3 separate regions of the Homo sapiens genome follow, and regions 2 and 3 are each linked to region 1. A link is a loop called in an ENCODE intact Hi-C map of the cell type or tissue named here. Cell type or tissue: ascending aorta. All regions are shown on one strand.

Evidence for each region. Peaks named below come from ENCODE experiments on the same cell type or tissue, not always from the same donor. Only the 100,000 strongest peaks of a DNase experiment are listed, where the experiment ranks them.
Region 2: a loop joins it to region 1, with 3 times the contacts of the local background. A loop is called at or near these places in 35 of 110 quality-filtered maps.
Region 3: it touches region 1 in a loop (10-fold over the local background); 52 of 110 quality-filtered maps call a loop at or near these places.

What each region holds. Positions count from the first base shown.
Region 1 is chr7:151,107,312-151,115,311 of GRCh38, forward strand. The region is part of intron 1 of AGAP3 (ArfGAP with GTPase domain, ankyrin repeat and PH domain 3); the gene reads left to right. Among named protein-coding and RNA genes, the nearest start is that of AGAP3, 25 kb to the left of the region's middle. RefSeq lists an enhancer at 867-1,529 and a silencer at 7,962-8,000. In ascending aorta, a CTCF peak has its summit at 3,927 (motif pointing left); a DNase peak (open chromatin) is centred at 3,910; H3K4me3 peaks cover 256 bases; H3K27ac peaks cover 897 bases; H3K27me3 peaks cover 437 bases.
Region 2 is chr7:151,056,848-151,064,847 of GRCh38, forward strand. CDK5 (cyclin dependent kinase 5) reads right to left here and starts at 1,050. Exons shown (of 12, transcript NM_004935.4): 1 at 965-1,050; 2 at 225-313; 3 at 61-128. The coding sequence starts at 1,001. It overlaps SLC4A2 (solute carrier family 4 member 2), which reads left to right and starts at 2,742. Exons shown (of 23, transcript NM_003040.4): 1 at 2,742-2,915; 2 at 5,078-5,191; 3 at 7,355-7,520; 4 at 7,679-7,920. The coding sequence starts at 5,141. It overlaps LOC128092247, which reads left to right and starts at 5,081. Exons shown (of 1, transcript NM_001414898.1): 1 at 5,081-5,131. The coding sequence starts at 5,081. The coding sequence ends at 5,131. RefSeq lists enhancers at 321-854, 813-942, 1,273-1,322, 1,473-1,752, 1,833-1,882 and 2 more and silencers at 2,616-2,805, 2,846-3,435. In ascending aorta, a CTCF peak has its summit at 3,167 (motif pointing right); DNase peaks (open chromatin) are centred at 1,254, 2,974, 4,240, 5,693 and 2 weaker places; H3K4me3 peaks cover 6,502 bases; H3K27ac peaks cover 6,205 bases.
Region 3 is chr7:150,895,610-150,903,609 of GRCh38, forward strand. No RefSeq gene overlaps it. Among named protein-coding and RNA genes, the nearest start is that of AOC1, 47 kb to the left of the region's middle. RefSeq lists an enhancer at 2,912-3,206 and silencers at 2,912-3,072, 3,090-3,149. In ascending aorta, a CTCF peak has its summit at 3,047 (motif pointing right); a DNase peak (open chromatin) is centred at 3,052; H3K27ac peaks cover 327 bases; H3K27me3 peaks cover 832 bases.

The DNA of each region.
Region 1 (8,000 bases):
AAAAAAAAAAAAAAAAGTTTTTGCTTTTGGGGCCAGGCACGATGGCTCATGCCTGTAATCCCAGTACTTTGGGAGGCCAAGGCAGGCAGATTGCTTGAGCTCAGGAGTTGGGAGGCCAGCCTGGGCAACATGGTGAAAGCGGTCTCTACAAAAAAAATACTAAACCTAGCTGGGCGAGGTGGCACACCTGTAGTCCCAGCTACTTAGGAGGCTGAGGCGGGAGGATCGATTGAGCCCAGGAGGTCAAGGCTGCAGTGAGCTGTGATGGCGCCATTGCACTCCAGCCTGGGTGACAAAATGAGACCGTCTCAAAAAAATTTTTTTTTTTTTACTTTTGTAAAAAATACAAAGGCAAGTGGAAGGGATGGTGCTGCTGACAGGGAATGAATCTCATACTTGGAATGCATTTTAGAGGCTCATTGGGTTGGAAGAGGCAGAACTCTAGCTCATGGGACTGCAGCTGGCCTGCCTGTTCAGAGAGAACCACATTTTTAAATGTCGAAAGTGTAGGCGATGGGTCAGTTATGAGAAAAAGGTGCAACACGGCATAGAGCCGTACGATGCTTCATATTCTGAGTCTGGAGCCCCCACCGTCCCACCCTGTGGTGGTGGCCCACCTCCTGCCCCCACCCTTCAGGCCATGGGAGGGCTGGAGATGCTGTGAGGTGTAGGATCCTCTGGCACGGCACCGGCCCATGCGGGGGGTGCAGCACATGCTGGTCGCGTTCCTCTCCAGGGAGGAGCTGCTAGAAAGCAGAGCTAAGCCCACAGTTGCTGTTGCTGGTCAGAGCTGGAGTGGCGTCACGGGCACTTCCAGGGTCTTAGAACATGGCCAGATGGGACAAAGCCAGGAGGCCAGATGGGGGACATGCTAAGGGACCGAGTCTTCGAGGGGAGGGCCTTTGTCCTGTCCACCATTGCACCCAGCACAGAGCTCATGGATAGACAGGAAAACAAACTGCTCTCAAGTACCATCTGTAGTACTACAATACCGCCATGTCACCGGCCTGGTGTCGAAAGGCCATTTTCGGCTGGAATGACAGCCACTCCCACCCCCACCCTGGGGTAATCTCAGTTTCCCTGCTCCTTGCACTGCTCTCGGTCCTGTGGCTCTCTCTGCCACCCGCACCCCCACCAGCACCTCTGCCGCCTTCTCTCCCTCAGCTTTTCCCTGGGGAGGAGAGGACCAAAGTCACTGGGGAGCTCTCAGACCGACATCCTGACCTCTGGAGATGGGGCAGAATCCCCGGGCCTCAGAGCAGCCTTCGGAGGGTCCCAAGGATGTAGGCTGGGTCCTACGCCAGTCCAGACTGCCAGCCGCGTCACCTTGAGGCAGGGTGGGGCAGAGACTTCAGTCTGCTTGCCCTGAATGCACTTAGTAAGCACTCAAAAAATAATGTGAAATGATGACTTAGAGGCCCAAGCTCCAGCCTGGGATTCTGGAGTCCTGGGCCCTGCCCAGGCTCTGTCACTGCTGGGCTGTGTAACTGCAGGCAAGTGACTTCCCCTCTCTGGGTGTCAATGCCCTCATCTCTAAAAGGAGAGGATGAACCAGAACACGAGTTCTGAACCTGGAACCCATGGCAGGGATTAAGGGGACTCGGACCTCCTCAGAAAACACCTGTGTGTTCTTCCCAGTATGCACTAGCTTTTCTGGAGAGCTCATAGCTTCCTAGGGCTGTGGTAATAAACCATTGTAAACAGGGTGGTTTGAAACAACCTAAGTCTGTTCCTAGCTGGCTGCGGTGGCCCATGCCTGTAATCCCAGCACTTTGGAAGGTCAAGGCCAGTTGATCACTTGAGCCCAGGAGTTCTAGACCAGCATAGGCAGCATAGTGAGACTCCCACCTCTGTAAAAAAAAAAAAAAACAAAAAACAAAAAACAAAGAAAACAAAGAAAAAATAGCTGGACATGGTGTTGCATGCCTAAAGTCCCAGCTACTTGGGAGGCCGAGGCAGGAGGATTGCTTGAGCTTAGGAAGTCGAGGCTGCAGTGAGCTGTGATTGCCTGGTTAACAGAGGGAGACCCTGTCTCAAAAACCAAAAAGTTTACTGTGTCACAGTTGTGGAGGCCAGATGTCTGAGATAAAGGTGTGGGCAAGGCCACGCCCCCTCTGAAGGCACTAGGGAGAGATCCGCCCCACACCTCTCTTCCTGGCTTGTCGATGCCGTCTTCTCCCTGCATCTCTTCACATTGACTTCCCTTGGTGTCTGTCGACATGCCCAAATTCCCCCCTTTTATAAGGACACGAGTCAGATTGGATTCAGGGCCCACCCTACTCAAGTATGACCTCATCTTAATTACATCTGCAACAACCCTATTTCCAAATAAGGTCACATTCTGAGGTCCTGGGGGTTAGGACTCAGGGCTCTCCAGGGTCCTCCGTATCTCTGAGGTCTCTTAGAGGGGAGATGGAGGGACCAGCCCAGGAATCAAAGCCAAGCTGAGGGGGAGCTGCTAAGGTTTCATGGGCTGACTGCATCTGCCTGGCTTTCTGATGTGGAGAGGGCTGGTTTCAGTGATCCCAGCGTCCACTCTGGCTCTCCCTTGCGCAATAGGAGCAGCTCCTTCTGTTGCTTGCCCGCTGCACGCCAGGCACCATGCGGCCCTCCATGCTCACAGGGCTGGCCTGCACAGCACCTTTAGCTGGAAGCTGGGCCATTCCTAATTTACAGACAGACCTGAGGTTAAGGAGACCGTGGCTGGTCACCCACCAATAGGTGCCAGAGGCTGAACTTGAATCCAGCTTTCTCAACTCCAGGGTGCGCCGTGCCTTTCAACTTGGGGCCTGTGCAGATTATTTTGCCTGTGCCTGTGACTTCTCTCAAAAGACTGGCCCAGCCAGGGCCCATCTCTCTTAGGCCTTCCTCCCCACAAAGAGGCCAAAAGCCCTGGGAGCACAGTGCATGCTCAGCAAAGACTTCCACTCATTCACTCGGGGAATCATGGCCACCTTCATGTGCCTGGCAGAGTTCTGTTGTGGGGGCACTTGCTGACAGTGGCAAGTGTTAGATGATGTTAGCATGGTCACTGAGATGGTCAGCCTCCCAAGGAAGGGATGCTTCAGCCACGGTCCAAATGCCTTCAGGGACAAGCAGGGCAGAGGCCCGGGAGGTGTCAAGGCTGGATGGGGATGGAGGCGGGTCCTGGGGAGGGTGTCAGGTGAGAGCAAGCAGGTAGTCAGGAGCACACGGGGCACTGGAACAGAATAAGGGGATTGGGTGCCATTCTACGCCAGCTGGAGAGCCATTGCAGGGCTTTGCTGAGAGGTGACCAGGTTCTGGTCTGAAGAGGTCCGCCCCAGCTGTAAAGGAAATCACTTGGCAGTGGTGGTGATGGAGGCTGGAGATGGGAGACCCCTAGGAAGCTGATGTGGTGCTTAGGCCCGGGAGGATGGTGGCTTGCCTTTGAGTTGAAGAAAGGAGCTGGTGATGGATCTGGGCCACATTTAGGAGGGAGCGCCACCAGGACTGACACGGATTGGGCTGGGGGAGTGGTAAGGAAGGGAATGGAGGGTGTTACTAGCAGGCTTTTGGCTTGTGCGGCTCCAGAGCTCATGTGGTGCTGTTGAAAATGGGGGATGCTGGAATGGAGCTGTTAGGGGTGGAATTTAGGTCCATGGCTGCTGCTGCAGCAACTCGAGTTGTCTCGGGACAGCTGCTGGGACACTTAGGGAGGACTGTGGCCCCACTGGGGAGGCATCCTGAGCGCTCTCCCCCCGCCCCCCGTCTTCTCCTCTGATTCCCTAAGCTCCAACTTGGAGAGCCTGCTGGACACCAGCCAGTCCTGGGGGGCGAAGGGGTCTTGGTGTGGCCCCCACTGCCTCCCGGGCTCAGTGGCGGGTGTGTGGCCAGCCCTAGCATCCTGCCAGCCTTCCCAGCCACTGCCTCAGCCCCGGCTGCAGGAAGATGTTTTGCTGCCACCTTGTGGGCAAGAAGGGCCTGACTGTTTGGGAGGGCCACGGTGGTTCTGGGACCACACCTGGCTGCTGGTGGTTCTGCTCCACACCCTGCGGAGCTGGCCACAAGCTCCGGCTTTCAGGAGAAGGCTTATCCATCCTCCCTCATCTCCTCGAAAGAAATCTGCCAACTCCCTGTGGGCCACGTGGGCTGCAGCGGGCACAGCCAGGGCTCACCAGTGGATCAAGCAACACACACCTGGAGGCGACCAGTTCCCACATCCTCAGGACCAGCTTTCTCTTTCTGGCAGGGTCTCACACCTCACACCTGCCCAGGGGTGTTCTCTCTCCCCGTCATGACCCCCCCGGCCCCTCACCCCCCTGTGCACACGCAAGCAGGGCACCCGAGGCCCAGGCCAGCACAGAAACTGGGCATAACTAGAGTCGGCTTCTCCTCCTGACATCCAGGTAGTCCACAGAAGGGGGTCTTGAGCCCGGCTTCTGCGCTCTCTGGCTCCGGGGCAGGCTGTGTTCGTCCTGCCCCAGGATGCACACTGCGGGCATTTGTGAGAGATTTCCTCTTAGTCCCCCAGAAACTGCCATGGAGCCTCTCAGCCCCTGAGAGTCACATTCAGTCCAGCGTTTCCGGTGGCCTTAATAAACAGAGAACTGACGTGAGGGCTTGTGTTGTGGGATTTCAGTACTGTTCGTGTAGTCCCAGCCTGGAGCTTTTTAGGTTTGTCCTAATTTCCTTCGGGCCCAGTAGGTAGTGGCTGTCTGTGTCGAGCACAGCTGTGTTTGCTGCGTGTCTTTGGAGCAGAATCTTATCAGGCACAACAGAGACCTTATCTCTGACCCTGGGCTGACCCAATGAGCAAAAGAGGTGTGTGCCTGCAGCTGTTCTCCTTTTCGGGGTCTTTGACTGGCTTGATGTCCTGAGACATTTATGTGGGAGCAGGTGCCCTTCCCTGTCTAGTTTCTCCGGGTCAGGAAAGTTTTCTGGGGAAAAGGACTGGGAAGGAGAGGGCAGCCAGGTGAGGAAGAGAAAGCTGTTCTGGGTTTGGGAGTTGACCCAGGTGGCACTTTCTCCTTGGACTGATTCTGCAGGTGCAGTGGGACTACATGTCTTCTGAGACTGTAAGATGTTCTTTTGGGGACTGGGATTGCTGCCTGCCTTCCCCGAGACGTGTGTGTGTGTGTGTGTGTGTGTGTGTGTGTGTGTGTGTCCAGCATGTGTGCAGCTGGGGCCTTAACCCCCTTCTTTCCCATCCTACTGTTCTCCCACTGAAAGAGGCAGCTAGGTTCTAAAGTGATCCATCCCCTGTCGGATACCGTGTCCCCATCCCCTCTCCGTCTCCAGAGGTCGGCTCCCATAGCTGCTGTCCTGTGCTTGCTTCTTATTTATTGAGACAGGGTCTCACTCTGTGGCCCAGGCTGGAATGCAGTGGCTCCATCTTGGCTCACGGCAACCTGGACCCTCTGGGCTCAAGCGATCCTCCCACGTCAGCCTCTCAAGTAGCTGGGACCACAGGCTCGTGCCACCATGCCTGGCTAATTTTTCATATTTTTTTTGTAGAGACGGGGTTTCACCATGTTGCCCAGGCTGGTCTCCAACTCCTGGACTCAAGTGATCTGCCTGCCTCGGCCTCCCAAAGCGCTGGGATTACAGGCGCGAGACACGGTGCCTAATTTTTTGTATTTTTAGTAGAGATGGGGTTTCACTACGTTGGCCAGGCTGGTCTCGGACTCCTGACCTCAGGTGATCCGCCTGCCTCAGCCTCCCAAAGTGTTGGGATTACAGGTGTGAGCCACCGCGCCCGACCCTTTGCTTGCATTTTCACTGGCTTGCAGGATGAGCTTGTGAGTGGGCAGCCTTATTCTTTGGCAGAACAGCCATTCCCTGTTGTGCGTGAGAGAGAGGGCAGATACACGTAGATAGGGAAGTCAAGGCAGAATGTGTTTCCTTTTGATCTGCAGCTCAGTGACGTTGGCCGGCTTCACTGAGTTGTGTTCTTGTCTCTGTACCTGCCTGGGGACCTGGGAAGGGCCCCTCTGCTGGTACTTCCATTGTGGGGGGAACATGCATCCCATACAGGAAGAAGCCGTCTTCACCAACGCTAATAACTAGTCCCACGGAAATACAAACTCACCACCAGGGCCTCTCCAGGCCTGGGAGATCCAGCCCAGGACTTGGGAATTTCCAGCGCTCTTTTCTGCAGGGAGCACCTAGGATGGAGAGGCCCTGCCTTCCTTAGGCATTCCCACTCAGCCCCTCAGGAATGTGCCACTTGTATCTCCCACTTGGCTCTGACCAGGTCCATGGAATTCTAAAGCTGAAAGGGACGCTGGGAGTTGGGCTGGACTGGGGGTGGAGGAAAGTGGGCAGTATTGTCTTTTTAAAGGAAATGCAAGCCCCTGGTCCCTTGCCACTACTTAAACTGGTTTCTCCTGATCCGTGGCTGGTATTGAGGCAGCCAGTGGTTTCTGACTTTATGGATGACCGGAAACTGGCTGGGCTTCAGAGCCTGGGAGAGGACTGATGTTTACAATGCAGTGTCAATCACAGCCGGGGAGCTCTTGCCTCCAATTCTGGGTGAGCTCTGGGTTTACTGGGTGTCCAGGCAGCCCACAGTCATGAATTGGAAGGGCCTCGGAGCTTGGAGGAGTGTTTTCATTTACAGAACGTCAGGCTGGAGCCAGTACCGCAGGCTACCACTTGATCTCAGCCCATCATCCCGACAGGAGGTGAGACCCAGTGAGCAGCAGGGGCCTGGAGAGGTCCGGGCCTCAGAAGTGAGTCACTCACCCAGAACTGCAGCGGAGGTTATCTTTGACTTCTCTGCTGCCCTTAGGCAGGACGCTTAACTCAGTCCAGACAGATGAGTATCTTCTGGATTTTATAATCTCCAAAGAAGACAGCCTCAGTCATCAACAGAAACCGACTGTAGCAGCCAGCAACTCTCGACCTCAGAATGTCAGAGCCGAAACTAAGACAGGACCACCTCGTTGAAGCTCGCGTGCTGCAGACGAGGACACGCGCGCAGACCCGGCATGGCTGCCTCTGACGTCTCACTCAGGCTTGTCATACTTCTGGGCCTCATGTTCTTGGCTCTTCTGGCTCTTCCTTTGAAGAATGAGAAATGGCCCGCTTTTCTCCAAAATGGGGCCCAGTGTGTGGTGGACTGAGGACTGTTATTTAGTTGGCCTGCTCGTAATGACAGCTCCTCACCTACCTGCCGGATCCTAGGAGGCGCCCTGGGCTGGAATTTCCTGTTTTCGAGGGCTCCCAGGGGCTGCCCCAGCAGGCCGGCTCCCCCGCGCCGCGCCGCCGTTCCCGGGCGTTCCAGGCCAGACTTGCCGCCTCTCTCTCCGGGCTGGGCTGACTCCCGGCCTCTCCAGGTCTGGGCTTGCCGGCCGCGAGGTGGAGGAGTTGAGGGACTCGGTCGGCCCACACCAGGTGCCCAGAGGCCGGAGGTCCGTGCGCCCCGGCCGCGGCCCCGGCCCGGGCCCAGCCCCGTGCCCCTCGCCATGGGCCTGGCCCGCGCCCGCCGGCCCTGAGCATGGAGCGGGGCTGGCCGCAGGGGGACAGCTGTCCCGGGGAGCGGCCCGCCGCTTGCCGCCGCGCCCACAGCGTCTGCGACTCGCTGGACCTGCACGGCGCCTCGGCCGGCCGCGCTGCCGCCGCCCTGCAGGCCGCCCTCTGCGCCGCCAGTGAGCAGCCGGCGCGGCCGCGGAGCGTGTGCTCGGGCGGCCCGGAGCCGCCGCCCACCGGCGCCCGCGGCCTTTTGCTCGGCCTCCTGCGCCCGCGCCTCGGCCGCCGGGGCCTGGCGCCCTCGGGACCGCCCGTCTCGCCTGCGCCCAGCCCCGCGTCCAGCCCCGCGCCGACCCGGCGCAGCCGCACCCGCGGGGAGCCGACTCCGCGGCCCCGGCCGGCCAGCATGACTTTCCTGGAGGTGAACCGCCTGGAGCTGGCGGCCGCCGAGGCGCCGGGCGCGGGTCTGGGGCGCGCGGGCAGCGCGGGCTTCCTGCGCGGCGCGGCGTTGTGGAGCAGCCAGCGCTGGCCAGTGCTGCGCGGCGGGCGCGGGCCGGAGGGGCCCCGGC
Region 2 (8,000 bases), 50 kb before region 1:
TGTCAGCCCCCGCCTCCCCCAAGCGGCCACACCGGCAAGGAGCACCCGCCTCCCGCACACCTGACGATGTTCTTGTGCTTCAGCTCCTTGAGTAGGCAGATCTCCCGGAGGGCGGAACTCGGCACACCCTGCATATGTGAGGGGGCCGGTGGGCAGCAGTCAGATCCCACCCAGCCCAGGCCCTCAAACCCCTCCCCAGGCCGTATCCCACTCCCCAGTCCTACCTCATCATCGTCATCCAGCCTCACCCGTTTCAGAGCCACGATCTCATGAGTCTCCCGGTTTTTGGCCTTGAACACAGTTCCGTAGGTGCCTAGGGGAAGGAGGTCAGGGGTCAGGGTGAGGATGCGGCACTCTTCCCTAAGCCAGGAAATGCCTCCTGAGAGAGGTGAAGGCAGCGTCTCAGTATGCAAGGGAAGGGATTCAGGGTGAAGGTAGGTTGGTGAGCTTTGTGAGTGAGGATGTGGCAGGTGGGGAGGGAGGAGAAGGTGCCCACCGAGGCTCCAGGGGCTCGGCAGGAGGGGCGAGTGCGGTTGCCAGGGCAAGGATGTCTAAAATGAAGGCGGTGCTCCGGAAGGGTCTGGAAATAGTGAGGAGGGGTCTGGGAGAGGACTGAGGGGCTGCAGAAATATTGAGGTTGGAGGTCTGCAGCAAGAAACGAGGCTGGGGGTCGGGGTGAGGTTGTCCAAGTGCTGCTGAGGCTGGGGTGAGAAATTTCAGGAAGTGTCGCGGTTGGGAGGTCGGGTCTACTGGGAACGCTAAGGTTGGAGTGAGAGCCCTGCGGGAAATGCTAACACGGGGAAGACTGGTGTCTGCACGGAGTGCTGAGCTAGGGGGCCAGGGCTGCAGCCGCTGCTGAGATCGGAGCCTGTAGGCATTGCTGACGGTAAGGGAGCCAGGGCTTCAAGGAATGCCGAAGGATCTGCAGAGGAGCTCTTGCAGGAACATCTCGAGATTCCATTACCTTCCCCAATCTTTTCCAGTTTCTCGTATTTCTGCATCGCGGCGGCCGCGGGGACCCCTGCGGGCCCTCGGTTTTAAGACTCTGGCCCCGGCGTTGCAGAGGAGGCGGCACCTGAGCCTCCAGCCCCGCCCCGTCTGCCCGCGCAGGGCCTTCTGGGGCTTGTAGTCCTAAAACGACTAGGTCTCCCCGCAATGCCCGAGACCGAGGACAAGAAGACTACAACCCCCAGCCGTCTGCGCTCACGCTCTCTGCAGCACTCGACTCCAGGGCTCCGTTTCTACCGCGGAGGCAAACCTTGGACTTCAAGTCCCAGGAAGCAACGCGTGTCCGTTTTCCGGGCGCCCCGCCGCGGCGCCGTGGTTCCCAGTGTGCCCCGCTGTTGTTATTCCTTTTATGTGCTCCCAGCCCTCTTGAAAAGGGCCGCTCCGGGACTACGCGTTCCAGAATGCAGCGGAAATGGGGGCGGAGCGCTCTCGGTTAGGGGTTTGGGGTTTGGCGGCCTAGATCCCGGGCACTGGCGGCCCAGCGCTGACCTGGTTGGTGGCATTGTGTTCCCAACGGCCTCTTGACGACCTCAGCACGGGTTTCCACCTCTCCCCAAGCCACCTAGTGACCCCAGAATTGACTGGGGAATGCCTGTGAGCGATGATGACCTCACAGGGAACAGCTGACCGCAGGGCTGGGAGAACAGCTGTGCCCCTTCGAGGCTGGATTTTAGTGGAGGGACACACGCCAAAGACCCCCTCTCTGCTGAGCCCCGTTTGTTGTCTCGGAGCCCACCCGACTCTAGCCGCTGAACTCTGACATGCTGAGGAAAACTGGGTGGAGCCCTGGGGGTCCCCCTCAGACCCCAGTCTCCGGAACAGGGCCCACTGGAGTCAGCCAGGGTGTGGCAGGCAGGTTGGTTAACCCCCTCCACAGACAAGACCACAGACCGATGCTCAACTTGCAGCAGCCTCTGCCTCACCCCTTAAAGGAGCTGATTATAGATTCCCTTACGCTGCCTCTCTAATTGTCTCATGATTGCATTCTTGAGGGCTATGGACCGAGGGAAAAGGATCCCAAACAGCACTCCTCAGCACCGGAACCAGAGTTGCTGCTAAACACGTGTTAATTAACTCGTTTCTATCTGAATGCTTTTGCATACACAAGGGAAAAGAAGCAAAAAGTGTATTCCTTATCTGGAAGACTTTGTGATTTCGTTGGGCAAAAAAGAACTACACACAAAGGTCTTGAATGATAAGTGATGGCTCTGCCTAGGGTTCGGTTCAGTGTGGAGGTTCCATTCAAGAGGAAGGAGGCCAGCACAGCGAATCTCTGTCCCTCTCTGGAAGTGGAGAGCCTCTAACAAGTTACCCTCTCCCAGATCAGCTCAGGGTACCGGGCGGCCAGCCTCCAGCCCCTGTCACCCTTCTCACCCACTCGCCACCCGTCCCTCAGGGGCTTTCTTGGAGGCACGGGGGTTATTGAGGGGGGCAAGAGAATCTCAACCCCGATACGTTTATGTTTCGACTTCCCCGAATTTCCTTGTGCCTGCGTTTTGCTGCCTGGGATCCCTAGCGTGAGAAGGGCTCCTTTACACTCAGAGGTGCCGTAATGGAGCCAAGGGACGGCATCCTCGGGGCTCCCGAGCCCCGAGTGGAGAAGCTTGGGGCAGAGGGACGGCGGGGGCGGCCCCTGGTGCCGGGCTGTGCCTGGAAGCGCGCCCCCGCCCCGGCCCCCGCTCCCGCCTCCCCACCCGCGAAGGCGGGACCGCGCACGGTGCGCCGGGGGGCGCGCACGCAGGGGGCTGGCCTGCCCGCGGCGCGGGGGAAAGTTGAGTTGGGAGAAGTTGGGAGCGGCGGGGGCGCGCCCCGGGGTGGGCACGGGGCAGTCGTCGGGAGCGCGCGAGTGCGCCGGAGGACGGGGAGAGACCCCGAGACCCCCGGGGCACGAAGTCCAGAGCGAGCGGGTAGGCGGAGAGGTGGTGGCGGGGGACGGCCAGGGCCGCAGAGGGAGGAAGGGAGGGGGAAGGAGAGGGGGGAACTCGGGACTCGAGCGGGGAGGGAGTGGAAGTGGAGGAAAGGGCGGAGACTGGGGCGCGGGGAACCGCGGTCTTGGGGAGAAGGATGGGGAGGCGGATGGAGTGCTGGTCGGAAGCGGGCATTCCGGGGTCCCCTTCTCAGAGTTCCCTAAAGCCAGGGTGCCGCGCCCCCTGCCACCAGGAGGGGGTAGTCTCCCCGAGGCGCCGCCGGCCCTCCCACTCCCCGGCTGGCTCCAGACCACCCCTCCCCTCCGGCCCCCCCGCATAGTCCTTCAGTCCCGTCCGGGGCGCCCAGACTGGGGGTTGCCCGGGGCCCCCATCCCCAATCTCCGGGTTGAGAGGCGAAGCCAGGAAAGGCGGGTGGCGGGTAAGGTCGGACAAGGGGTCAGACAGAAGAGGGAGCAGCTGGGTGGGAATGGGAAAGATGAGCCCGGAGAGTTGGACCTGACTCCCGGGGTCGGTTTGTCCAGGCGGGAAGTTCTGTGCTGGGTGTGAGAGGCGGCACTGCCTGAAACCCAGGGTCTACTTTATCCCCCTTCGTTTCCCCCGCCAGCCCCACATGGAAGAGCTGCGGAATTTACGAGTTCACTTGGGGGGTGGTTAATGCCCAAGTGGGGGTCCGAGGTGCTAATCCCTTGGTCAAGGGGAGAGATACTAATCCTCTGGGCCGGTCGGGGCTGGTCCCGGGAATGTGCCCCTACCCGGATTATCGGCACCGATGCTCTGGACAGAAGCTGCTTTGTGTTCTGGGACAGCAGGGGAGGGGGTGCAGAGGAGTGTGGAGGAGCGCGACGAGGGCACAGCCTGAGGTGGGAGTGGGCGCCTGCAGGTGCTCTGGGCGGACTCTCCCCACACCCTTCCCAGACTGGGTGCACTCACGCTCACCCACACCACCCGCCCTGGCTGAAGGCCTGCTGAGGGGGAGGGGAAGAGCGTGGTTAGCCAAGTTGGAGTGCTTGCCAAGAATGTGTTGCCAGGCTCCCCATCCTGGGTGACCCCCCCAGACCTATATTGTTTGACGCTACACTGACTTGTCTTACTCCTAAGTCAGGCACCCCCAGTCCCCAGCAACACACTGGGAGCATGGGTTGTTGGGTACCGTCACTTTTTGCCAGTCTTGGGTGCCCCCTGTGCTGACCCGCTAGGAATGCGCCCCCTATTTGCAGGGATTGGGCTCCCTCCTGCAGCTCCTTCTCTGCCCCCACCACACAGTGTCCTCCCCAGACTCCCTACAGTCACAGTCAGGAGGGTGGCAGCACTGCCACTCAGATTTTCCTGGCTCCAGGCTCTAGAGGGGCGGGATCCAGACTGCCCCTCAGAGGCAGAACCTCAAGGTTGCGGTGCCCACCCCCTCCCAGCCCATCACATGCCCCTCCCCCATTATAAAGCTCTGCCCAGCCCATGCCCACCTTCTGTGCCTTCCTCTCTCTCAGTGAGTGAGTGGAGTTGAGCTCCTGCCCTCCACCCAGCCAGCCTGCTTCCCTCCTGCCGGTCCCCAAGGACCTGGGGGAGGGAAGCCTCCTGCCGGCCTGTACTGGGGAGGGGGCACCCCCTCCCTGCAGGGGCATCTTGGGCTCTCTCCAGAGTTCTTCCATTCGTCTGCTTCCTGTCTCGGCAGCCCGGCCCCGGCTCCACGGGGTGTCTCACCCTCCCCACCACACCCTCTCTGGTCTCAGGCCCACCTCTGGTGGGTGCCCTGACCCTGCGAGGCTCCGTTGTCTGCCTGGGCCTTCACTCCCCTCTTTCCCCAGCTCATTATCACTCCCTCCCTCATCTTTGTTGCTTTCTCTCCGGGCCTGGGCCTTGACTCCTTTCTCCCTCATTTTTCTTGCGGCCTTTCCCACCTCCTCTCTCCTCCTCCCTCTACTCAGCCTCTCGGCCCTTTTCGGCCCCCCTCGCCTCAGTCCTCTCCTGTCTCCTTGTTCTTCTCTTTTCTTCCTATAAATAACTCTCCTCTGTGCTGTGGCTGCCGCTAAGGGCCACTCTGAGGCCCTTCATACTCCAGGAGGATCCCCAGCAGCGCAGCCTGCGCGTGGTGGCTCCTGCCCTCCCAGGGCTCTCGATGGTGATCAGGCCTCTCCCCCATCCAGGTTATGCCTCCGCCTCGTTGCCCTGAAAGCCGCAGCGACAGCGAAAAGGGCTAAGATTCGGCCATGAGCAGCGCCCCTCGGCGCCCCGCCAAGGGCGCAGATTCTTTCTGTACGGTGAGTGTGGCCCCCAGGTCGCCAGCCCAACCTTCCCTCCCTGGGCAGCCTTGGGTGCTCCGGCCAAGGGTCCTCGCCAACCAGGGGTGTGAGCGTGTGTGAGTGTGGAGACTGGGAGGATGCTGCCATCCCTACCCTGACTTTGCATGATGGTCGTAGGGGGGGATGGGTAGTGGGGGTATCAGACGTCTTCCAGTCCTGGGGAGGGAGTTGAGGCTGTTACCTGAAGACCTAGGTAGCTTAGCCTCAGCGGTTGAGGAACTTTGAGAACCCTGGGTCTCTCACCCAGCAACCCGTCTCAGACCCGGCTGGCCTTAGAGGCGCAGGTCAAGTCTGCACGCGGGCCAGGGTTCTGGGCGGAGCTCGCCTGCCACGACTGGCCACGCCCCCTGCCCACGTGCCACCCAGGCCCGCCCCTCCCTGCCCCCACGTGGCCACCGCTCCACATGGCCCCCTTTGGATTTTCCTAAGGAGTCTTAATGATTAACCCCGTGCCACAATCAGCTCCGCTATTGGTCACACTGGCCCAGAGGGGCACGTGACTGGGAAGGGGCACAGGCTGGTCCCCTCCCCCTCCTTCTCAGGTTCACCCCTGCCGGCCATGGACTTCCTCCTGCGGCCTCAGGTGCGAGGGGTCTGCGACCCTCTCTCCCCATGGCGGCAAGCTCCCTGCGCCTCTCCCCGTCCCCTCGTCCCACGGGGCTGCTTCTGGTGGGAGTGGGGCTGGGCGCTTAGGGGAGCCAGGAGATGGACAGGAGCCTTCCTCACAGAGGGGAGAAGCCAGCCCCCTGGCCCGCTCACCTTCTCTTATCCGGTGTTCTGCCAGTCCCAGCTGCTCCAGTCCCCACCTCGCCCCTAAGACCCGCCCTTCACCCCAGCCCTCCCCGCGCTCTTCCTTGTTCTGGCTGCTGGCACCGCTATGGAGGGGGCTGCATACCCCCGCCCTTGGAGATCCCGATGCCCTTCAGGTCCAGAAGCTCTTGAGCAAATATTTGGCGGCGCCTGGAGCTGAGACCGTGGGTGGGTGGGGGGCTGGACCAAGGCTGCCTGGCCAGGCGGCTGCCGCTTAGCTGGGCTGAGCTCTTACAAGCGCCGCATTCCCTGCCGGCTGTGCCGGCCGGCCGCTGCTCCGCGCCCGCAGGATGACTCAGGTGGGGGCTGTGGGGGTGGGGTGAGGGGTGGGGCTAGGGACCTGGCCCAGGGCTCGGGCCGGGGGCCTGGGGGCTGGGGGAGCTCTCCTGGGGGCTGAAGGGCATCCATTCCGGTCCCTGCGGGGCTGGGTTTGTTTGACTCGGACAGGCTCTGGGTCGGTTAGCTTGGGCGCCGCCAGAAGTTACTTTTTGGGCTCAGCAGTTGTCCTCAGGCCAACTGGAGTTTCTTCACTATCTGTCATGTGAACTTCCCGGTTCACACGCCCTCCCTCCAGGCTGCAGATGGGCTGGACACACGGGATTTCTTCCACCTGCCCTGAACTGACTACACAGCCAAGGGGGCTGGGCTGGGATGAGGGTAGCTCAGAACCCAGGGGACAGCTGCTGGGGGGACTGGGTCTCTGCATCTGAGGGGGCAGACTGCTGGGGGGACACTGGGTCACTGTGTTTGAAGGGATGTCTACTGGTAGGGTGACTGGCTTCCTGCATTTGAGGGGGCAGACTGCTTGGGAGGACTGGGTCCCTATATTTGTTTCCTTTTTTTTTGTTTTTGTTTTGAGACGGAGTCTCACTCTGTCACCCAGGCTGGAGTGCAGTGGCACGATCTTGGCTCACTGCAACCTCCGCCTCCCAGGTTCAAGTAATTCTCCTGCCTCAGCCTCCTGAGTAGCTGGGATTACTGGTGTCCGCCACCACGCCTGGCTAATTTTTGTGTTTTTAGTAGAGATGGGGTTTCACCATGTTGGTCAGGCTGGTCTTGAACTCCTGACCTCCAGCAATCCACCCACCTCAGCCTCCCAAAGTGCTGGGATTACAGGTGTGAGCCACTGTGCCTGGCCTGGGTCCCTATATTTAAGGGACAGCTGCTGGGGGCATATAGAGCCACCAGCATTAGAGGAGATAGCTGCTGGCGGGGGAGGGTTCCTGGGTCTCTGGCACTGGGAAGGGTGAGGTTTCGGGGTACAATTCCCAGTGAGCCCTGTGTGTTTTCTCTCTGCCTTCTTCCTCACAGCCAGAGCCAGAGAGCTTGGGCCCTGGGACGCCTGGGTTCCCCGAGCAGGAGGAAGACGAACTTCACCGCACCCTGGGCGTGGAGCGGTTTGAGGAGATCCTACAGGAGGCCGGGTCTCGTGGAGGGGAGGAGCCAGGCCGCAGCTATGGGGAGGAAGACTTTGAGTGTGAGGGGGCAGGCAGGGGAGGGGGAGGTGGGGGGATCAGGTTTGACTGTCCAGCAAAGAAGGGACTGGGGTCCTAGTGGGAGGAGTGGGGCTAGGGGGCAGGATGGCAGGGGAGGGACACTGTGCCTGCCACAGCCAAGTCCCCCTCCTCCCTGCAGACCACCGCCAGTCCTCCCACCACATCCATCACCCACTGTCCACCCACCTGCCTCCGGATGCACGCCGCCGCAAGACACCCCAGGGCCCAGGACGGAAGCCTCGAAGGCGCCCGGGAGCCTCCCCGACTGGAGAAACCCCGACCATTGAGGAGGGGGAGGAAGATGAGGATGAGGCCAGCGAGGCTGAGGGGGCCCGGGCTCTCACTCAGCCGTCCCCTGTCTCCACACCCTCCTCGGTGCAGGTGCGCTGGGTGCGGGCTCCTAGGGCATGTCGGCAGGGCCCTGGCCTGGTCACTCCTGCCCATGTGGGTCCCTGTTACAG
Region 3 (8,000 bases), 210 kb before region 1:
TATTTGCTTTATTGCGGGGTCTGAAAGTGAACCCACAATATTTCCAAGGTGTGTCTGCACCTGTTGTGGGTTGAACTGTGTCCTCCAAAAAGATATATTGAAGTTCTAACCCTTGGTACCTATCACTGTGACCTTATTTGGAAACAGGTCTTTGCAGATGTGATCAGTTAAGACGAGGTCACGCTAGAGTAGCGTGGACCCTAATCCAATGGCCAGTGTCCTTATAAGAAGAAGAGAAGACACAGAGAGACACATACACACTCAAAGAAGAAGCCCATATGCAGACAGAGGCAGAGATTGCAGTGATGCTTTCACAAACCATGAAACACCTGGGGCTACCAGAAGCCAGATGGATAAGGAAGCATGCTCCCCTAGAGGTTGCAGAAGGAGCGTGGCCCTACCAACACCTTGATTTTGACCTTCTGGCCTCCAGAACCATGAAAGAATACATTTCTGTTGTTTTGAGTCACCCAGTTTATGCACCTTGTGGTGGTGGCCACAGGAATCCAGTAACACCCCCTTCTAAGAGGGCAGCCAGGCAGACGAGGAGAACTATGCAGTTAGAGGCTGTGGGGTGGACAGCAGGGGACAGGTCATCAGGGCACTGTGCAGGTCCAGGTCCATGATGCTCGGAAGAACACACACCTGCATCCAGCAGAAGAGCCAGTGTTGCATATCAGCCACCCAGAGCCCAAGGGTCCATGTAAGCAAAAATGGCCACGCCAGTGGGGCCACTTTTCCTCCAAGCCCCCTCCCCTCCATCCTGGCCCCAGGAGCATCAGCAGGTGTGGGAGAGGAAGAGAGGAGGGGACGGCCAGACCTGCCCCTCCCCAGGGTAGGAGCCTTGGACCTGGGGTCCAGCAGAGCTGGGAGGAGAGGCAAAACTGAACTGGATGTCAGATGTTGGTTGAACTTGACAGACCTGTTTCACACACAAACACAATCAAAAAACTATGGTGGGATCTGCGCCAGCCTGATTAAGGTGGGGAAGGAAGATCCAGCAAGACACACGGGTTGGGAATCAGGGACTGCTGGGAGACTTAGCACGGAGACACTGGACTTCAGGGAACTGGAAGCTGGGAGGATGGGTGAACTAAGAGATAAACAGGGTGGGTACTCCAGAGACAGCAATGCCCAGAGAGGCAGGGGCAGAGGGAGGGCGTGGAGTTCCCAGACCCTGCAGCCGGGTCACCAGTGGAAGCTGGGAGCCCTGGGGGCCTGTCTGTCGCAGCTGGAGAGAAAGGGAGAGAAGGTCCAGCCCCCTCTGTCTCATGCTCAGGCCTCCCATGGGTGGAACCTGGAAGTGTGGGAGATACCACTTGCAGGGGTCTGTCCCCACAAGACATGGCAGAGGAGGGAGAGGACAAGTGTAGAGTCTCAGGACAACAGATCCAGGACCAGCACCGCATGTAGAAAGGCAGTGAAAGGAAAGGGGGAGACCTCCACTTCGGCCCTGCCCCCTCCCTATCTAGCTCCGACTGGTCGGCAAACTGGTTCCCAGCCATGCAGCCCCAGGAAATGGCATTGATGGTGCTTGGACCCAAAGTCATGTCTGTGGGGTTCATCTCCTGGAGGAGGATCCCTGGCCACACCCCTTGGGGTGGACAGATCCCTCTCCCTGGAAATTCCCCTTTGGGGTAGGCAGATCCCTCCATCTAGCAATTTGCAGTTCACAGACCCCAGAATGCAGGGCCAGAGACAGGGACACTCCCAGAGTTACCCGGGACATCCCTGTATGTGTTTGGTTGTGGATCAGAGGAGGGAGAGGCTTGTTCAACACACAGCCACCTGCCCCTCACCAGAGACAGAGACCCTGGGGCTGGGGAGGAATCCAGTCCATTCGCTCCAGACACCCACCCCAGGCTCAGGAACAGTGCAGAAGAGAGACAGGGGCTGGCTCCGAGTGAGAGAGACACCCGCCATTCCCAAACCCTCTTTGCGGAGGACCACGAAGAACCCACCAAGCAGTGTAAGGAAAGAAGAAAACAAACAAGGACTTATGACCCGGGCCCACCTCTCACTCCAGCCCCAAGTCACTTCCCCTTCATGTAAAGCAGGTGTTATTTTGTTTGCGGCTCTTCAGCTGCCAGGTGGGGATGCAAATGAGAAAAGCTGAGACTCAGTTGTTTCACAGAAAGAAGAGGAAACCAGAAGATGTCGGGACACCAGAGCCTGTTGCTTTTCGAGGCCTTTTAGGATAGGGTAGCAATTGAAGGTGGCCTCAGAAAAGGATGATTGGGAAAGGGGGAGGTAACTGAGGTCCCCTCACCTAGCCTGGGGGCCCCTTCTCTTCACCAACACCTACAAACCCTTGGCCTCAAAACCCAGGCAGTGTTCCGGCCACCTCATGTAGCAAGGGGAGCCTGGAGACAGAGGACGGGCCCCGGGTCACACACAGAGTGGCCAGATTGGGTGGAGACCTGCGTGTCCTGGCACCAGGAGTCTCTCCACGAGCCTCTGCAATTTCTCAAACTTCAGTGAGATGAAGACTCATTTTTGCAACTTGGTCTCTATTTGCTGCACTGTTGGCCATTTCAAGCTTGTACCCGCAGTCAGCAAAAGGAAGTGTTAATAAGCTCGCCCACATAAACCCACTTTGCCCACTGCTCAAACCACCGCAAACCAATTTTTCCAGGCTGCTGCCAGGTTAGGCTCCCTTGGTGTTAATTTCCTGCTCAGTAAAGCAGTGAGTCATCTCCCTCCCTTCTCTCCAGCTCTCACTATTGCTCTGAGACCAGAGTCTGCAGCAGAGGGGTCACATGGAATCCTTTAGTACAGAAGTTCACGACCTGGACGAGGAGACGCAGGGACCGCCAACTGGCTCCTTGGAAACTGCCCGCAGTTGATTCCGAAAACACACCTGAGCCGAGAAGCTCCATGCAATCTGGAATTCCTGGAGTTCTTGTCAGCGTCCACTGCCATGCAGGACTCTGGGGCACTTGGCTTGTCATTGGCTAAAAGATGGGCTGGGTTCGAGGTGCAGATAGCTGCATTTTAGCCGCTGGTGCTGTCTCGCTTGGAGGAATGCTGTCTGCCACGCGACCACCAGGTGGCGCACAACACCTCGCGGCGACTGGACCGGGCACGGCTGCCTCTTATTAATCCCGCGGAGAAAACAGAGGCTGGAAATGCCCCCGGGGTGAGGCTTGACCAAGAACGGCAGACTCAAAATGGCTCCCTGTGGACCAAGTTCAGCTGAATGGAACAGAAAAATGTGTTCACAGCGGCTTCAACAAGAGACAGTCGTGTTTCTCTGTAAACACAGTCCTGAGTGGCTTAGGGGCCCCATGAAGGCCTAGGGCACGCAGCCTCCTTCCTCCTCACGGCCTCCACCTGGGATGTAGCCCCCAGCCTCCTAGTCCACGGTGACTGCCAGAGCTCCAGCCATCTCATACAAGTCAGGCAGTAGGATGGAGGAGGGGACAGAGAAGGGTATGGCTACCTTCACTGTGCTTTGCCGGAATTCACAGACATCACTTGTCTTACAACTCATTGGCCAAGCCTTAGCCATGGAGGCTGGGGGTGGGCTCTTTTGCTGGGCTTTGCCACCCCCAAGTAATTTCAGGCTTTAGTTTAGAAGAAGAATATGAGGATGGCTATCTCACGGCGACGTCAGCCACATGTGAATATGCGCCACTGGAGTTCCCCTGCGCCAACCCAGCATATTTCCCATTCCCTGGAAACCTCAATAACTGGGGCTCACTTCCTGCCTGCCCCTTAACCGATTTGACTCCCAAATATATGTCCCATGTCCATATTCTTCTCTTACACGCCAAGACCTGTACCTCTACCTAAACGTCCTGTGAGAACCTCACACTCCACATGTCTAAGCCGGTTTATCACCTCCTCTATCCCCTGCACAGGCCAGCCCTTCCTCCTGTGCTCCCCAGCCCAGGGTCTATCATCATGTCCCTTGACCCAAGCCAAGAACCGAGAGCCTAGGCACCTGCTTCCCTCCACACAGCCCCTCTGCCATCTACCCGTGAGTCCCACCTTCCCAGCATTTCCTGAATTCGTTCCATCTTTCCTTTCCCCATGATGACTTACTGCTCATCACCCTGAGACCCCAGTCTCGCCTCCATCAGACCAACCTCAACGCGGCTTCCAGAGGGGTTGCTCTGAAATCCAGATCAAACCCTGTCACCCTTCTGATTGAAGCCTCCATGGCTCCCAAAATTTTCAACGTGATTTATCAAGACCTTGAGAATCTGACCCATCCCTACATCCTCCACGTATCAGTTAGCATGGGGTAAGCATTTAACATGTGCACAAACCAGGCAGTGACTCCCTCCGTCCTCACAGCTCCTCTCTGAGGTGGCGGGTGACAGTCTGGGTTATTATTATTCAGCAAATACTCACACTCCTCCCGTATAGACTCCCCTGCTCATTGATGTTGGACTTGACCACCTGACGTGTTTTGGCCCTGGGGCTGTTGGAGGATGGAACTAGCAGAAGCACTCCATGCGCCCACATGGCCTGGCTCCTTCTTTCCACTCCAGAAGTCCAGGGTAAGAAGAGCTTCCTCCAGAGAGCCTCTGCTGTGCCCCAGGACAAACTTGGTGCAACCACCTGAACTTGCGTCAAACCCAGGCTACCTACAGCCTAAGGCAGGGCCGTCCAGCCACACCTATCCTGGATCAGCCAAATTATAGCCATCTGAGACCTGTGAGTATGAGAGTAATTAACACTGGTTGTCATAATGCACTGAGTTTGAGAGCTGTTTGTTATTATGATTATTATTTTAGAGACAGAGTCTCTCTCTGTCTTCCAGGATGGAGTGCAGTGGTGCAATCACAGGTCACTCCTGCAGCCTTGAACTCCTGGGCTCAAGCAGTTCTCCCACCTCAGCCTCCTAAATATCTGGGACTACAGGTGTGCACCATGCCTGGCTAATTTTTTTTTTAGAGTAGGGGTCTCACTATGTTGCCCAGGCTGGTCTCAAACTCCTGGGCTCAGTGATCCTCCTGCCTCGGCCTCCCAAGGCGTTGGGGTGACAGGTGTGAACCACGGCACCTGGCCTGGGCAGCATTACTTTGACAAAATTATGACATCCTCATTTCCAGCCACACCAAAACTTGTTTCCACCTCAGGGCCTTGCATCTTCTGATTCCTCTGCGTCTGCCTCTCCTGACCTTAAAAGGTAAACCCAGCGCATCCAGTTCAAATGTCACTTCCCAAAGAGACTTTCTCCACGGCGACCCAGCCCCCACAGCCCTGTCTTCTGCCCTCACTGTTGCTGTAGGGAATTGCCTTATGCACTTGCACTTACTCTGTCTCTCTCTCCAGTGAGAACCCAGGCTCTGTACCATGGAGCACTCGCGGGTACCGGGGCCTCTTCCCTGTGCTTACCCAGCTGCTCTCACCCCTGGCCTCACTTGCCTCTCTGCCTCGCTGGGTTGAAAGCCCCTGGCTCATTTTTACACCTCCAGGACCTACACCTCTGGGACCTGGAACACAGCAGGCCCTCAGTAAACCTGGAATTCCAGTCGACTCTGGTGTTTCCAGCTTGCTGCGGGGAGGGCACCTTCTTTCTGGATGGAGGGGACCCTAGCCTGCTTCTGGACTCTGGGTGGGATGGAGGAGTCTCCCAGTTTAGAGACACTTTTCTAGAGTCCAGACTGGCCTTACTCTGTGATATTGTCCCTGCCCCCAGCTCCAGAGCAGGAAGAACCGGCCCAGGGCAAGGTCTGTAACTCGGGGATCAAAGGGCTGCTGCTGCAGCCAAGCCTCTGCAGAGCGAACTTGAGCTCCCTCCCCAGCCACACTGCACATGCACTGCACTCACCCTTGCAGCTCTGTGTCCGGCCCAGGCAGCCTCGGCCCGTCCCCTCCTTGCTCCGTGAGGCCTGAGTCCCTGTTTATTGAATATCTGGACTATACTACAAAGAGGTGAAATCAGAGGCCCCACAACCTCAAGGCCCCTGCTGCTTAGTGGGAAGCACTGATTCATGAGGAAGTAACTAGAAATTGTGGTGTAAATGCAGAGGTTACCTCTCCCTGCAGGCTGGGGTATGGCGAGGGGAGGGGTCTGGCAGAGGTCCAATGCATCAGAGTGAGCCAGGCTTGGGGAACTGTGGAGGGGGTGTTCCAACCGAGGGCGACAGCTTGATCGAAGGCACACAGTTGAGAAACATCACTGCATTCTGTGCTGGGAGCTGTAATAGTCCAGGGTGCCTGGAGTAAAATGTGACAGGTGGGCAGTTGCCTGGCTGAGCCTGGAGAGGGCCCGACCTTGGGGTTTACTGCACAGCTGGCGGGGCCTTGGCAGAGCTCTCTGCATGGCAGTGGCACAAAGAGATCTGTGAGCTTGCCATGATGACAGCGGGGTGGGGGGTGGATTAGGGAGGAACAAAAACAGAGAAATCATGCAGGAGACAGAAAATCTTCATACGAGAGATGATAGGAGTCTAAATCAGGGCCAAGGTAGGAGGCTTTGAAAGAAGAGGCACATCCAGGAAGGATCCCAGAGGTTAAAGCACCAGATCTCAGAGAATCCAGGACACACAGAAGGAAGGAGGGGGCATCAAGCTTGGGCACAGATATACTGCCACCGCCCACATCGGGACCCAGGAGGGAGAGCTGGACTGCAGGGTGGGGGTGGGAAATGTTACCAAGGGGGTAGGAGTCAAGGGCATGTGTCAAAGCCCAGCTTGTCCCTGAGCCTGCAGGAATGGTCGTGGATGGCGCGGGAACAGTTGGGCTGCGGGGTGGGGAGGCTGCTGAGGCAGAGCATATTAGCAGCGGGTCAGCAGCAGAGAGTGAAGGAGACAGGGCAAAATAGGGAGCTTGGAAAAGAGGGCCAATGTCTCTACTGAGCTGAGAAAATGAGACAGAGTGACAGAGATGAAAACTCAGAGGGAGGGAGATAGAGACTCAGAGAGAGACAGAGAGACAGAGCATGTGCACACCCAGCACAGGCAGCTGGGGCCCCACCCCCATCCCCAGGAGCCACACCTTTACAATGTCTTTCCCAGGCCACCCTCTCCTGGAGCCTCTCCTTCAGGCTCCTCTTTACCACTGATACCGGTCATTTTGTGTTACTCAGGACCTTTTTGGTTGCAAGTGATAAAACTTCAACTTGAACAAGATCAAGAAAAAGGAGATGAACTTTGACAAGATGCCTGGGAGTCGAGCCCAGTGAAGGAACGTTCAACAACCAGACCCTGGAGAAGGGCAGGGACCTGCCTCTGGGAGGAGCTGGCCGGGCGCTCACGCCTGAACTGGTTGATTTCATTCTCATCTTTTTCCTCTTGCAGGGCCATGGCCTTTGAGGACACTGCAGGCCCTGCAGCCTGAGAGAGAGTCTCTATTCCCAGGCCAGTTTGCAAACTCCCAAGAAAGACATCTCAGGGCTCAGGACCATGGACCATGGGGCAATGGACGGACCTGTAGGAACATTGTGGCTGAGTGGGGAGGGCAGTGCCCAGAAGAACATGCTGGGGCCAGGCACGAGGAAAGCAATAGGTGGGCCCTGAGGTCAGACGGCCACAGCAGAAGCGCCTCCTCACGCTGGGACTCCCTCCTCCTCCTTCTCCTTCACCTCCTCCTCTCTCTCCATCTCTCTTTTTTTTTTTTTTTTTTTGAGACGGAGTCTCGCTCTGTCACCCAGGCTGGAGTGCAGTGGCGTGATCTCGGCTCACTGCAAGCTCTGCCTCCCAGGTTGACGCCATTCTCCTGCCTCAGCCCCCTGAGTAGCTGGGATTGCAGGCGCCCACCACCACGTCCGGCTAATTTTTTGTATTTTTAGTAGAGACGGGGTTTCACCGTGTTAGCCAGGATGGTCTCAATCTCCTGACCTCGTGATCCGCCCGCCTCTGCCTCCCAAAGTGCTGGGATTACAGGCGTGAGCCACCACGCCCGGCCTCTCTCCATCTCTCTCTCCATACCTCTCTCTCTCTTTCTCTGTCTCTATTTGTCCCTCTCTCTTCTCCCCCTCTCCCCTACCCCCCTAAGCCTACCGGGCGGGGGGCTCCCTGCTTCTTCCCATCCCACATCACCCC